3 separate regions of the Mus musculus genome follow, and all the other regions are linked to region 2. The links are chromatin loops, found by intact Hi-C in ENCODE. Cell type or tissue: heart. All regions are shown on one strand.

Evidence for each region. Hi-C counts contacts between places; a loop is a spot of excess contacts. Peaks named below come from ENCODE experiments on the same cell type or tissue, not always from the same donor. Only the 100,000 strongest peaks of a DNase experiment are listed, where the experiment ranks them.
Region 1: it touches region 2 in a loop (8-fold over the local background); 40 of 42 quality-filtered maps call a loop at or near these places.
Region 3: it touches region 2 in a loop (2.8-fold over the local background); 20 of 42 quality-filtered maps call a loop at or near these places.

Annotation. Positions count from the first base shown.
Region 1 is chr8:57,528,526-57,533,525 of GRCm38, forward strand. It overlaps Galnt7 (polypeptide N-acetylgalactosaminyltransferase 7), which reads right to left. Exons shown (of 12, transcript NM_144731.4): 10 at 4,103-4,201; 11 at 3,077-3,205. Among named protein-coding and RNA genes, the nearest start is that of Gm51574, 9.2 kb to the right of the region's middle. In heart, CTCF peaks have their summits at 2,684 (motif pointing left) and 3,891 (motif pointing right); DNase peaks (open chromatin) are centred at 2,376 and 2,636; H3K4me3 peaks cover 505 bases; H3K27ac peaks cover 575 bases.
Region 2 is chr8:57,426,413-57,431,412 of GRCm38, forward strand. No RefSeq gene overlaps it. Among named protein-coding and RNA genes, the nearest start is that of Gm34099, 26 kb to the left of the region's middle. In heart, CTCF peaks have their summits at 48, 2,976 (motif pointing right) and 4,542; a DNase peak (open chromatin) is centred at 2,989; H3K27ac peaks cover 317 bases.
Region 3 is chr8:57,508,940-57,513,939 of GRCm38, forward strand. It overlaps Hmgb2 (high mobility group box 2), which reads left to right and starts at 2,904. Exons shown (of 5, transcript NM_008252.3): 1 at 2,904-3,066; 2 at 3,636-3,809; 3 at 4,123-4,268; 4 at 4,351-4,525. The coding sequence starts at 3,660. It overlaps 2500002B13Rik (RIKEN cDNA 2500002B13 gene), which reads left to right. Exons shown (of 4, transcript NR_126553.1): 4 at 1,149-1,323. In heart, a CTCF peak has its summit at 2,710; DNase peaks (open chromatin) are centred at 2,812, 3,732 and 3,782; H3K4me3 peaks cover 3,475 bases; H3K27ac peaks cover 3,330 bases.

The DNA.
Region 1 (5,000 bases), 100 kb after region 2:
TACTCGACACTGTCTGTCTAGTTTTCAAGCAAAAATCAGAATTTTGAAAAATTTACCACTATTATGAAGACTTTACACAATTTAAAGACTTTTCTAACAAAACAAGTTTTATATTTCTATTTTTTTTTTCGAGACAGGGTTTCTCTGTATAGCCCTGGCTGTCCTGTAACTCACTCTGTAGACCAGGCTGGCTCGAACTAAGAAATCCGCCTGCCTCTGCCTCCCGAGTGCTGGGATTAAAGGTGTGCGTCACCACGCCCGGCTCTAATTTTTAAATATATATTGTACAATGGAATATGTCAGCATTTGGGAGATCTTTATAACTTAGTGAATAGTATAATGTATTAATTTAGCATAATTTGAAACTTAAAAAGGTTACAAATTCTTGCAATTTAATTTCCAATCCCAGAAATACTCTTAATAACAACCTACATGAGAGCTATTTGGGAAGAGTGTTGGTTATCTTTTTACTGTTAAGGGTCTCAATTTTGTTGCATAGGCTGCCTTCAAATACACAGCCTTCCTACCTTGGCCTCACGAGTTTTGAGATTCCAGGCTAGCACAACAGTACTGAGTGAGTTTCAATTACCCTTAAGATTTAAGGGGGAATGCTGAAGCCAGGAAATCTGTAGACTCGGCTCATAATGATCTTCTCAGCAACCCGTATGTCACAATCCCTTTCCTAACAGCATCCACTGTTTCCTATGGCGACTGCACAGAATGTCAGCTCACATTAGGGACAACCTGAGTGCGGTCCTCAGATTCTCCTGAGACTCTTAATGCTGGATTTCTGCTCATCTAGTTTTTCTCTCTGAAAACTGACCAGAAACAATCACCTACGTTCTTCTCTTTTTCCCTCCCTTAAAACATTTTTGCTTATTTTTAACTGCATCTTTTTTTCATCTATACATTATAGAACAGCATGTTTTAGATAGCTTCCACACCCTCATACTCTGTCACTGGGGAGATGAACAAATGTGTAGTGTCTTAAATACCTAAAACATGTAGATTCTAGTTTTTAATTTTTTTTTTTTAATTTGGGGGTTGGTACTGAGGATTAAATTACTATGTGGTACCTCTGAGTTCTATCCCCAGCCAATATCCATTCGTGTGGTCTTCCTATGTAGTATCTTACTTACGGTTCCCCGTCCCTCTGCTCCTCCCAGTTCCTCCCACCTCCTCTCACATCCAAATCCGATCCCTGTCTGTCTCTCATTAGAAAACAGCCAGGCTTCGAAGGGGTGGTAATAAAGTAAGATAAAACAAGAACCAACACACCAGGGGCTGGAGAGATGGCTCAATGGTTAAGAGCACTGACTGCTCTTCCAAAGGTCCTGAGTTCAAATCCCATCAACCACACGGTGGCTCACAACCATCTGTAATGAGATCTGATGCCCTCTTCTGGTGTGTCTGAAGACAGCTACAGTGTACTTACATATAATAATATATATATATATATATATATATATGAACCAACACTGGACCAAACAAGCAAACAGAAGGAAACCCAAGAAATCACAAGAGTCAGCGACCCAGGGTCCCAGTATGTAGTCCAGGCTGGCCTTGAACTCACATTCCTGCTTCAGCCTCCAGAAAGCCACTCATGACTGCTACTCTTTTCTACTTTAAAAGTTGCTCTTCTCACAGGTCTCTACCAGTGGTTCCTCTTCATTTTCTTTTGTGAAAATAAACACTATCAACCTGTCAGGATTCTCTAATATCTTTTCCAACTCGTTATTAAAATTTGTTTTCGGATCTTGAGAGCTAACTCAGCAGGTTAAGACGCTTGTTTCAAAGCCTCTTGACCCAGGTTCGATCCCTGAGACCCACATAAAGGTGGATGAGAGAACAGGTTGCTCAAAGTTGTCCTCTGACCTCAGGACATGCGTGCATGGCACAGGGCCGGAGTGTCTCTCTCCTCACGCATGTCACACACAGGACACAAACAGTGACAGTGCATAAAAATAAAACTCGGCAATTGACGTGCTCAGAATGCACGAGATGGCGCCTGGGAATATTTTCTAAGGAAGGAACAATGCCTTCAGAGCGGGAGTGGGAGAGCAAACATTACATGATTAGAATGGAGGCCTTCTTCCGAGCCTTTCAGTTTGCAAGGCTTGGCTAATGTTTGAGTTCATAACAAGACAAACTGACTGGTTCTGTCCCAACGGACACCTTGAAGATTATACATTCCGGGTGTGCAAACGAGTGGTCGCTGACTCCTGTGCCTCCCTTTGGTCTCTTTCTTCTGTTTGCTTGTTTTGTCCTGTTCTGATATGTTAGTTCCTGTTTTGTTTTATTATGATTCCTTAGCAGCCCGTCTGTTTTCTTATGAGAGACAGAAAGGAAGCAGATTTGGACGGGAGGCGAGGTGGGAGGAACTGGGAGGAGCAGAGGGAGGGGAAACCATAATCAGGATATGTTATGTGAGGGGGAAAAAATCTATGAGAAAATTCAATCAAAGGAAAAAAATTATACATTAATCCATTAACATGGTCAATCTTGCCAGAAAGCTTTAAACCTGCACAGCCCTAACAGAAAAGCAGCTCCAAGGGCTGCAGGGTCGTGTGAATAAATCTGACCTTTAAAACAACCAACCCCTATTCCAGTCAGCAGAAGGTGAAGAAACAGGAAGGCTCAGCGGCCATTTCTTATTTGCCTGTCTCTACCGCCACCTGCTGGACAGCAAGAGGCAAGAACTTTCTTCTTTAATGGTCTAAGTTTGTTGCTTGTCCTTGACTCATTCACATTTTTAACATTGGATTTAGATCTGAAAACGGCGCTGGTAGCGGCCTCCTGGAACACCAGCATTCGCGAGTTTCTGAGACTGGCACTGACTCTTCATGCCTATCACGGTGGTCTCGCTGCATGATGTCCCTGCTCCAGGGAACACAAGGGATACCTCATTATAGCTCAGTGATTCACCCAAGCAAGCAGGTGTAAATAACTCACGCTGGAAGTCCAAGTCACACATGTGAACACTTGGTCTGCAGATTTATCCATCTAAATTCTACTGGCTACTTGTTCCTGACAACGCGACAGCATAGGCAATCCCGGGAGCTGGACGACGGCATACCTTGAAGTACTGCCATTCCTTAAATTCATTTAGGTTACAGTGTGTGATCATGACTTTGGATCCATCAGGCCCCTTTGTCAAACACTGGTCGTACTGCATGAGCTGGTTTGCTTCATTGATTCGGAAAAGCTATTGAACAAACAAAATGGAGATGTCTTTCTCGCCAACACATGTTTTATGAAAAGGATGAAATATAACTCCTATAATTAACCTGAATAACTTATTCTATAATTTTTGTCCATGTTGGAGACCTCTAGTCTGCAGACAAGAACTACTGTCATTCTGAGATTAGTGAAGACTTCTATCAATATAAGAATTACACTCTTAATTCTTTAAGCCTCTAATACACAGAATGGGTAATTAACACATTTATCATTACCAACAACAAAAAAAAATTTAAAAGCTAGAAGCAAGCCTAATAGTTTTTTCACAACTGAAATTAGACATATGAAAATCCCTACATTAGGAAGCAAGAGAATATGTGTAAAATAATATTTGTGTAAAATACCTACCGGTACCGGAAGTAAACCAATTTCACTTAGTAAACCCCATTTGCAAACCTTTAGGGGTTAGGCTTACTCAGTCATCATTAGTATACGTTCCCATGTTCCCACAAGAACATACTTTTATCACTTGTGTGCAGACATTTCTACATTTCCCTATTTAAGTGAAATATTTTAGCTTTACTGAACATTTTTTATTAAGTCAAAATTAATAAATTAAAAACCAAACAAAGGGCTAGAGAGATGATGGCTCAGAGGCTAAGAGCACTGACTGCTCTTCTTTAGGTCCTGAGTTCAATTCCCAGCAACCACATGGTGGCGCACAACCATCTATAAGGAAGTCTTGGCACCCTTTTCTGGCATGCAGGCATATATGCAGGCATAACAAATGGATGGGTAGATGGATCTTAAAAACAAAACAAACAAGCAAACCAAAACCCAAACCCAAACTAAACTCGTCTGTCTGTGACCAGTGAGTCTGGTGGATCTCAGTGCTGACCAGCCCTGAAGGAAGGGGACTCACCTGGTTCCCACCCATCCTGTGGCAGGGTCCTAGCTCCACGAAGCCTCCATTCGTCTTCCCCATGCTATCAATACAGTATGCAGTTTCGAGGCCTCGGATCTAAAGGATGAAGAGAACCAACACACAGGAAACAGTATGGTTTGTAACAAGCCAGCACCCGAGTGTGAGACTTCCAAGTTCAATGTACTGTCACGGAGTTCAGGGCTGTTGTGGTGCCGGGCTGTAACTAGTATCACCAACCTGTAGGTCTGTTTTAGCATCCATGTGACTGAGAGGCACAGAGAGGCGAGCTCTGTAAGTACACTGGGGGCAGACAGCCGCTCTGGACACGGAACAGACCCTGCTTTCTCAGTCCTCTCACTGGCTGGGCAGCACTTCTTGGGGAGGGGACTCAAGGTGTCTCAGAACAAGGATAACGGCACACAGTGTGGCTCTCCTCTAACTACCACGGAGTGGTTAAATGGAGGCAAAAGCAAATAGCCATTCCGCTCATTTGGGATAGAATTTTGTGCTAAAATAATCACATTTAGAGGAATTTTGTCTTCATCTCAATTATAGGTCACTGTACCATTCGGATCTAGTGCTGATTCTGTGGGTTCTGAGGAGGATACGAGCTCTTGAGTCCATGGAGATGAGCAAGTCACAGTCCCCTGGACCACCACCACTTGGGGACAAGCAGGTGTGAGGTCCAAAGAGGAGTTGAATGTGCAGATGAAGCAGCCTACACACTGCCCAGGGAAGCTCAGACTTCTCAGGGGACATCTTTTAAATTGGGGTTTATTTCGGAATGCTCAGCAGATGAATGGAAAGGATAATGGAAAGGAAGTAAGGGGTAGATGGCAGAATGTGGACAAATTCCTCTGAAGATATAATTAGGACAGAGATGGTAAAAGGAGGG
Region 2 (5,000 bases):
GTGGTTGTGAGCCACCACGTGGTTGCTGGGATTTGAACTCAGGACCTTCAGAAGGGCAGTCAGTGCTCTTACCCGTTGAGCTATCTCACCAGCCCCATTCGATCATTTTTAATTTAAAAAATTTTTCTTTTGATATCTATTCGTCTTAGGTTAGCATACATAGTTCATAACATGCATAGTTTCATTGTGATATTTTAAAATATACATGTCAGTGTACTTTGTACTTAATTACTCCCCTCCCACAATGACATGACCCATATTCCTGGCCCCTCCCTGGATGGTTCCCCTCTTTCCCCAGGTAGTGCCCCCTCGTGTATTCACTTAAATGCTTTGTATCAAAAATAAATAGATAGATAGATAGATAGATAGATAGATAGATAGATAGATAGATAAATAATTTATTATGAATACTTTTTATCTCTCACATTTTATAAATAGGGATTATAGTGGAAAAATGTTTTCTATCTTAAAATTTGCTAGGAGAAACATGCTGCAAACATTAAAAAGCTTAATGCCAAGTACAGCTGTTCTCTATCCTGTGTGTGTGGGGTCAAATATCAGATATCCTGCATATCAGAGATTTATATTATGATACATAACAGTAGCAAAATTACACTTATGAAGTAGCAATGAAAATAATTTTCTGGTTGGGGGGGTCACCACAACATGAGTAACTGTATTAAAGGGTCACCAGCATTAGCAAAGTTGAGAACCACTGTCCTACTATATTAGAGGGTAGAAAGTGCTTCATACACTTTATTTTTGGTTTCTTTGAGACGGGATGTCATGTAACCCAGGCTGTCCCTGAATTTCTGATTCCCCCACCTGCACCCCCAAGAGCTGGGACTACAAGCATGCACCACTACATTTGACTTAATATGTGATTTTTACAAAGATAAAAAGAAGGGCCATAAAGAGAATGAGGGAGTAACAATCTTAACAATGTGATCTCCCTCCCCCTGCCTCCCCCTCTCCCTCCCGTTTCTCCCTTTCCCGGTCCCCCTTCCCCCACCACTTCCCTTCTCCCCCTCTCTTCTTTTTCCCCATATCACAAATTAATTAAATAACACATTCTAGAGGCAATACCCTTTTTCTCTGGTAGTTTCTGCAGGTTTTGGAATCAGCCAGACTTGTGTTCCAACTCTGTCAGCCTTCGTCACAGAAAACAACCAAAACAAAACAAAATATCATCGACAACAGCAAAGAACATAAAACAAACAAACAAAAAGTCCCAAGTCCTCCGTAGCTTAAAAAGCAAACGTTTGTACAAAACCACATTGAGATAGCACCTCCCAGGCATCAAGATGACTCATAAAAGAAACACATAATGGGTCAGTAAGGATGTGGTGAGCTTTGCTGGTGGGAGACGAGCTGTTGTAGAAAGCACCAACATAAGAACAGAGTTACCATATGATCTGGCAATCCCATCTCTCGATGGAATCGGAAGCGGGGACTTGAAGTGAGTTCTGCATAGCTAGGCTCACAGCAATGTTGCTGAGAGTTACTCACAGGAGGAAACAACCTACATGTGAAAGCATACACAAAACACAGTAGATACACAGCACAGTATGATTCTACATCAAATATACAACAGTATGAAGGAACTTAGAGGACATTGCACTAGACAAATCAATCACAAGAAGAGAACGGCTATGTAAGTCACGGCGTGAGAACCGTTACATTGATAGAGGCCGTCGTGATGAAGACGGTGCCCCAAAGGTGCTAGAGGTGAGGAGAAACAGGAAGTTTCTGTTCAATGCATACAGAATTTCCGTGTCACAGGATGAAATGATAAGAAAATTCGGTGGCGATGGGTGCACAAGATAAATGCATTTTGCACCAAGCTGTACGCTTAAAAATTGATAAGATGATAGATTTTTATGTGTATACATTTTTACCACATTTAAAGCCTTTTAAACATTAGAAAAATAGAAGTGGCTGGAAAACATTAAAAACAAAGGTGTAGGGACTGCAGAGATGGCTCACTGGTTGCCTTTCCAGAAGATCTGGGTTCAGTTCCCAGACCCAACCCAATCAGCCAACAACCTCCAGTTCCAGGTGATCTGGTCCCTCTTTTGCCTTCCTCGGGCACTGCACGCAGATGATGCCCAGACACGCATGCAGGCAAAACACCCATACATGTAAAATAAATAAAATAAGATCTCAAGCAACAATATTTAAAAGACACAAAAAACATCTATTCATCTCATGAGCTGACCATAGATAGGTCAGCTGTGACTGATAAGCTCAACTCCTCTGTTAGGGATTAGTTCAGTGACCCATGTCATCTTCCAGGAGCTGGAGCTGAGGGAGGAGGCTTTGTGCTTTGGTAGAGACCGTCAGTGGTAAGGCAGACCTAATTGAAGTCACTCAGGCACATATTCATTCAAAGCACACCCTACTGACCAAAGAAAGCCCCATTGGTCAAGACAAAGAAGCTATTGGAAGCCCAGAAGTATGTCTTTTGCATACACAGGAAAGGGGAGCAAAGGCTGGGGAGGATGAATAATTTAGAATCAATAATTCAATAAAAATTGAATGAGTCACCCCCTGCCTTGCAATTTTCATGATCTGTGCCGATTACCAGTAGCAAATTATTTATACTGCAATTCACACATGTCAAGAGACACATAGAGTAAACAGATCCTGTGTAGATACAGGGGAAAAAGCAGTTGGCTGTCCAGGAAATGTTATTTGTCCACCTGTGAAACAGCAGTAAGGACAAGGATATTCTTCAGAAATTCACTTCGACTCAATTCTTTTGTAGGCTTAAAGAACAGTCGGGACCTGAAATTCAAGAAATATAGCGTAAGCTACTGTTCTTGAGCTATTTTACTACGACTTGAGTCCTGCATAAAATCAGACAGCTGTCTAAAACACCGCCGTGGTTCTTTCCCGTGGTAAAACATAGCCAATAGGTTAAAGTATTTATTAAAGGCATATTTCCCGCCTCTAAAGCTGCTTTTCAGTACAAACAGCAGGTGGCGCTCGACAACAACTTAAGATTGGAATTCCAAGGTTATTTTCACTTCCTGTTCCTTTATAAAGCAGAACTACAGCCTGTAATAAAAAAATAAAATAAAGTAAAAAAAAACAAACAACAGCATAAACCAAGGTGAGAACCTGAGTCTTTATGACCTTGCATCAAAAGGGAGGGCCCAAGAAGCCTGGTGAGTGACCGGAATTTCTAAAGTTTGTCTTTGAAACTTGGAAATCGCTTTCCTTCTGAGCCCAAGGTGTGAGGCTGTAAGAGCAGCGCGCTGTCGAGGGAGGGTATATCTACCTGCCATGCATGGGAGCAAGAGTGGCTGACAAGGGGAGATTCGCTCAGGAAGCTCTGATACTAACTCAGGTTGTTCACATCCTAGGGCCGAGGATGGAAGATGACTGTAGTAAGCAGATGAACGGATAATTTAGCACGCATTTAAGAGAGAGAGAGAGAGAGAGACAGAGACAGAGACAGAGACAGAGAGACAGAGAGACAGAGAGACAGAGAGACAGAGAGACAGAGAGAGACAGAGAGAGACAGAGAGAGACAGAGACAGAGAGAGAGTTAGTTGATGCTCCAGGCAAGGCCTCGGGGGTGGAGTGGCCAGTGGTGGACTGGGAAAGCACCCTGTCCGAGGCAAAGGGGAAGGGGGAGGGGTAAAGAACTCTGAGATGGGGAGGGGAGCAACATTTGGTATGTAAATAAATTAAATAAAGAATAGGGCTGGAGAGATGGCTCAGCGGTGAGCACTTCCAGAAGTCCTGAGTTCAATTCCCAGCAACCACATGGTGGCTCACAACCATCTGTAATGGGATCCGATGTCCTCTTCGGGTGTGTCTAACAAGAGTGACAGTGTACTCACATACAAGAAATAAGTAAATAAATCTTAAAAAAGAAGAAGAAGAAGAAGAAGAAGAAGAAGAAGAAGAAGAAGAAGAAGAAGAAGAAGAAGAAGAAGAAGAAGAAGAAGAAGAAGAAGAAGAGAAGGGAAGGGAAGGGAAGGGAAGGGAAGGGAAGGGAAGGGAAGGGAAGGGAAGGGAAGGGAAGGGAAGGGAAGGGAAGGGAAGGGAAGGGAAGGGAAGGGAAGGGAAGGGAAGGAAGGAAGGAAGGAAGGAAGGAAGAAAGAAAGAAAGAAAGAAAGAAAGAAAGAAAGAAAAGAAAAATATTTTGAAAAAGAAGTTTATTTGTGACCTGGAGGAGGGGGTAGAGGCAGATATGGGAGGGGACCAGAGAAGGACAAAAGGAGAGGAGACAGGAGGGAAGAAAGAAGGCTGTCCAGGAACACATAGAGAAGGGGGGCAGGGAGGGGGGAGGAAGAGTAGATGGAGAAAGAGAGAGACAGAGACTGAGAGACAGAGAAAGACAGGCAGAGAGATTTAGCAGGCTTTTAAACAAGAAAGCCTCGAATGATAGAACCCATTATGAATTATTCTGGGTAGCTCAGCCCACGAACAGGGCAGAGTTGTCCGGTGGCGGTCTGCTGTTGTTCCTGCACGTCTTGTTCGCACTGAGAAGACACCAAGAGTGCATCTGCCTGTTTAGCTCGTTGACTACCCTCTGGCGCTTAAATACGAATCTAAGAAAAGGTCTTGTAGGCACTCGGCTGCTGTGGAGAACCGAGGAGTGATCCAAATGACTAACTGTGACTATCAGCCCGTCTCAGTGGCCTGAGAGACAAATGTTCTCTTACTCATCTTTCATAAATGTGCTCATTGAATGTAGGTCAGCTGTGACTCGTGGGCTCAGTTGAGCTGAATGTTCTCAGGAAAACGTTTCTCTTGCAGCAGTTTGTTGGTGGTATTTTAAAGTATTACGGCAGCCTTCTTGCATGCCACGAGATGATATAATGGAAAGAGCAATGGCTTCAAAAGACACATTATTAGAATTTAGCTCTTAAGTATGATCTCCATGTTTCTACACAGACCTTACCAGAAGAGAATCCCTTTGTTTTCAATTTATAGTGTTCTCCGTTACCCGCAGCCAGTAACCTGATTTCCCTGACCCTCTGTCT
Region 3 (5,000 bases), 83 kb after region 2:
TTATCATTATCTTGTACTGTTTATTTTCGTCTCTCTCTACACTAAATGTTCTGACAGCAAAGACCACTGTCTTAGTTAGGGTTTCCGTTGCTGTGAAGACACACAATTGACCAAAGCAACTCTTAAAAAGGACTACATCCAATTGGGGCTGGCTTATAGGTTTAGTCCATTATCATCAAGGTGGGAAACATGGCAGTGTTCAGGCAGGCACGCTGGTTCTCTGTAGCTTAGAGTTCTACATCTTGTTCTGAAGGCAACAAGGAGATGACTGTCTCCAGGGAGCTAGGAGGAAGATCTCAAAGCCCACCCTCATATTGAGAGACTTCGTCTAACAAGGCCACACCTCCTAGTAGTGCATTCCCTGGGCCAAGCATGTACACACATGAGTTTCTAGAAGCCAAAGCTATTCAAGCCACCACAACCACACTTCATCTTCCCAATTCTACTACTAAACTCAGTGCTTGGCAGAGTCAACATTTCTTGAATAAATATGCAACTTTTATATAAGTACAATCTACTTTACGACATGATTGTCTTGTAAAAGAAATGCCAAACCACATGTGATGCTAAAGACTATTGGTTGTCAATTTGACTACATCTGAAATTAACTTTAAAGCCAAAAAAGTAGCTGGGTACACCTGTGAGGGATTTTCCCCCCTTAATTAAATCACTTAAAGTGGCCGGGCATGGTGGCCCACGCCTTTAAACCCAGCACTTGGGAGGCAGAGGCAGGCAGATTTCTGAGTTCGAGGCCAGCCTGGTCTACAGAGTGAGAGTTCCAGGACACCCAGGGCTACAGAGAAACCCTGTCTCGAAAAACCAAAAAAACAAAAGCAAAACAAATCAAAAAACAAACACACAAAAAACCACATTCCTTTAATCCCAGAACTTGGGAGGCAGAGGCAGGTGGATTTCTGAGTTTGAGGCCAGCCTGGTCTACAGAGTGAGTTCCAGGACAGCCAAAGCTATACAGAGAAACCCTGTCTCGAAACACCCCCCCCCCCAAATCATTTAAAGTGGAAGATCCACTTTTAACCCTGATTTTTTTTGAGGCAGGAAGATCCATCTTTAATATGGGCCACACCTTCTTCTAGCAGCCTTATAAAGGACATGAAAAAAGAATGCTTGCTTGCTCTTGCTCTTCCTAGAAATTACTTCACTGCCATTAGAGCCTACTTCTTCAGGATTCTGCTTATACTGAAAACCATGTGGGACATCCAGCCTTGTGGACTGAACAACTTCTGGCTTCTTGGACCTTTCACTGTTAGTCAGCCATTGTTGGACCACAGCCTATAAGTCGTTCTAATAAATCTCCTACATATAGATTCAGTCTATTGGTTTTGTTTCGCTAGAGAACCCTGGTACACGTAACACTTAAATACATGATGTAAACGTGTAGTGCATCAGTAATTTCACTTACAATGCTATTTGAATAATACACTCAGGTTTGGTGAGCTTGACTGTGCGTGTCTGGTTTATAGGTTAGTTGCAACTGTCATTTATTAGATGTAAGATTTCAGGTAGACACAATTTATAAGCATTACGATTAACAAAATTCTGACACCTTAGCCAGGTATGGTGGTACACCCCTTTAATCCCAGGCAGAAGCAGGTGAATTCTGAGTTCAAGGTCAGTCTGGAGTATTTAGTGAGTTCCAGGACAGCCAGGCTACACACCGGCCAGGAGACCCTATCTTGAAAAACCAAAACATACAACAACAAAAAGCAAACCAAAAACCAAAAAAACAAATCTGGTGGTACCCTTAAAGCGGGAAAATATGCCCCCACACCTAACTGGCACCTTATTGTTTTTATTGTCGTAGAACATAAAGGCGGACCACTGTTTGCCGGCATTAAGTATATTCGCAATGCTGAACCATCATCCATTTCCAAGAAAAACACAACGTTCAAGTCTACTTTTTAAAAAGAAAGTTAAGAACCGCTAAGTCCTTAAGCACTATCGAAAATGATCCTCACACAGGAACCAAACAGGAGGGCAGCCCCGCAAATGCAAGCAAAGTTGCTGGGGGTAGAAAACATTGAAAATCCGTGAAAACAGCGGTGCCACATACGCGTCAATCTGCGAGGGGGGGGGGGGGGAAAGAGCTCTCCACAGCCAAATCACAAGGCAGAAATGGCCTGTTAGGACCGAGCCCTCCTTCCCCGGAAAGCAGCTTGACCGGCAAGGTGAGGGACCCTGGCCTCCCACCCGCGCCCGCGAAGTGTTGGGGTGCAGTGCGGCCAACCCGCAGATCTTAGGCGGGTCAGCTGTGGAAGACGCCGTCCCGGCGCGGAGGCAGGCATGGCTCCGATCGGAGGGCGAGGGCTACTTTATTTATTTTTAAATCACTAGGGGACGCGGCTAGGAGTCCGTGAGACTCTCCGCACAGTCTGAGGCTCCCCGCCCGCCGTGCTCCGGTTCCACCTCGGCCTCATCATGGCTCCGCGCCGCGGGCTCCCCACTTTCTTCCCATTTTTTTATTTCGTGAACTCGTAGCTGAGCCCCAGGCAGGCCACGGCATCCAAACCGCGGCTGGCCTAGCGCCTTTAGTCACCTCGGAGCCATCTTTATCACCTGAAGAGTTTAGCGCCAGGCGCCCTCCTTGCTAGTTTTAAATCTGGCCGGGGCAGTTCCTCTCGGGGCCTGCCCCACCCTCATGGCCAATCAGCAGCGGGCCCGCCATTTTTCAAACGCTTTTCCTGCCGCCAATCAGGGCCGAGCAGTACATTCCTCTCTAGACCGGTTCCAACGGGTCTGGGAGTTAACGACCTGGGAGACCCACCGAACCTGCTAGGCTTAGCCTGGAGGGACGGGCCTGGCCAGACACCCACCAATCGGAAGCCTTCTCCGTGGGGGGGCGGGGACTCTCCGGGTTTGAATAATCCTCCACAGCCAATCAGAGCGGAGGGAGGTGTGGCCCGCGACTGGTCTGGTCAAGTTGCCGTGGCGCGGAGAACTCTGCAAAACAAGAGGCTGGGGATTGCGTTAGCGAGAAACCAGTTCTCGCCGGAGCTTGGGGAAGGAAGTCTCTCTGCGGAGGTCTGAGGGAAGCAGCGCTCGCAGCAGGTAAGGTTCGGCCGGGAGGCCCGGGGCTTGGCGGCCTGGCTCTTAACGCGTAGACGTGGGGGGACGTCTGCCGGGCTTCGGCGTGGCGGCTTCGGCGGCTTTAGAGGGCGGCCGAGTCTTTGGGTGAGGGCCGGGGCCATGGAGGGCGGCCAGAAAGCCCTTGAGCCCGGCCGCGTTTCTTTTTCTTTCTCTCTGTCTCTTTCTTAAAAACTGGATTGGCTGTGGGTCTCGCGGTGGCTTGTGTAAGTGTAAGGCGCGCGGCTTTTCTGTCAGGGAGGGCGCGCGGCCGGCGGCGGCTTTCGGCCTCCGGGCGAGGGGCTGAGGCGCGGGCGGGCGGGCGAGTCGGGCGGGTCGGAGCCGGCTGGGGCTGGGCTGGGCCGGGCCTGGCCGGGGCGCGCGCTCCCGCGCTCGCTCGCGGGGGCGCGCGGGGTTTAGGCGGGAAGCGGAGCGGAATCCCCCCCCTCCCCGCTGTCCCCGCTCCCCTCCCCCACGCTCCTCACTCCTTGCAGCCCCCTCCCCGCGGGTCCCCACCCCGGTCCCCGGTCCGGACACGGCTTTCTCCTCGGCAGGTAGACAGACGCCGCGCCGTCGTCATGGGCAAGGGTGACCCCAACAAGCCGCGGGGCAAAATGTCCTCGTACGCCTTCTTCGTGCAGACCTGCCGCGAGGAGCACAAGAAGAAGCATCCCGACTCGTCGGTGAACTTCGCCGAGTTCTCCAAGAAATGCTCCGAGAGATGGAAGGTGAGGGAGGGAGGGCGGGCGGCGCGCGTGCCCGGCTGCAGGCCGTTTCCGGGCTGCTTTTGGCGGGTCCCCGCGGGCGGGGGCGGGTCGGATGGGGGGGGGGGACGACAGGGACCAGGGAGCGCGCGAGCTTTTGCCACCCTGGGGACCCGAGGGTTTTAAAGGTTGGTCTCCAAGCCGAGGGCGCCCTTAATGCAAATGCCTCAGAGTTTACAGATTGACTCGACTTATTTGTTTATCCACTTTCTTTATTACTCGGACAGCTAGGAGCTTTGAAGTCCTTGCCGATTGACTCGTTTTTTCTGCCCCATAGACCATGTCTGCAAAGGAAAAGTCCAAGTTTGAAGATTTGGCCAAGAGCGACAAAGCTCGTTATGACAGGGAGATGAAGAACTATGTTCCTCCCAAAGGGGATAAGAAAGGAAAGAAAAAAGACCCCAATGCTCCGAAGAGACCACCGTAAGTTGATCTGAGAACTAACGAACCCATCGCCCCCCCAGCCCCCATCGTCCTCTATTTGTTAACTCTTGCTTCCTTGCAGGTCTGCCTTCTTCCTGTTTTGCTCTGAAAATCGCCCAAAGATCAAAATTGAACACCCAGGCCTGTCTATTGGAGATACTGCGAAGAAACTGGGTGAGATGTGGTCTGAGCAATCTGCCAAAGATAAACAACCGTATGAGCAGAAAGCAGCTAAACTAAAGGAGAAGTATGAAAAGGTACGGTGCCTTTTAAATAATAACTGATATTTCTATATGATATATGTCAGCTGTAGGAACTTGGGATATTTGTTAACCACTGCCTGTCAGTTTTTGGAAACCCCAGATGAAAGTTGAGCAGTACAGACAAGTTCACCTTGTGATACTGTGTTTTGTGGCCCTTGCAAATTTCCTGCCTGTACACTCGTGGTAGTTGTGTAAATCTATTTTAGAGGGTAGAGTGCCAGCTATGTTTTTAGGTAGTTTGTATATTAAATATAAATATAAGGTGCGAAAGGGGTTGACATTGATAGTAAAAGTGCAGTAACTGATCTCAGGGAGCTCTCATTAGTTACCTGATGTGCTTTCTCAAGCATGGAGGGAACAATTGCTCTCAAACCTGGAGTGGTTTGAATACCAGCTAATAAGGGTTTTGGTCGATGTTAAATTGTTTACAATTAAGTGGTTTTTCACACTTGAGTAGTGGTATCGGATG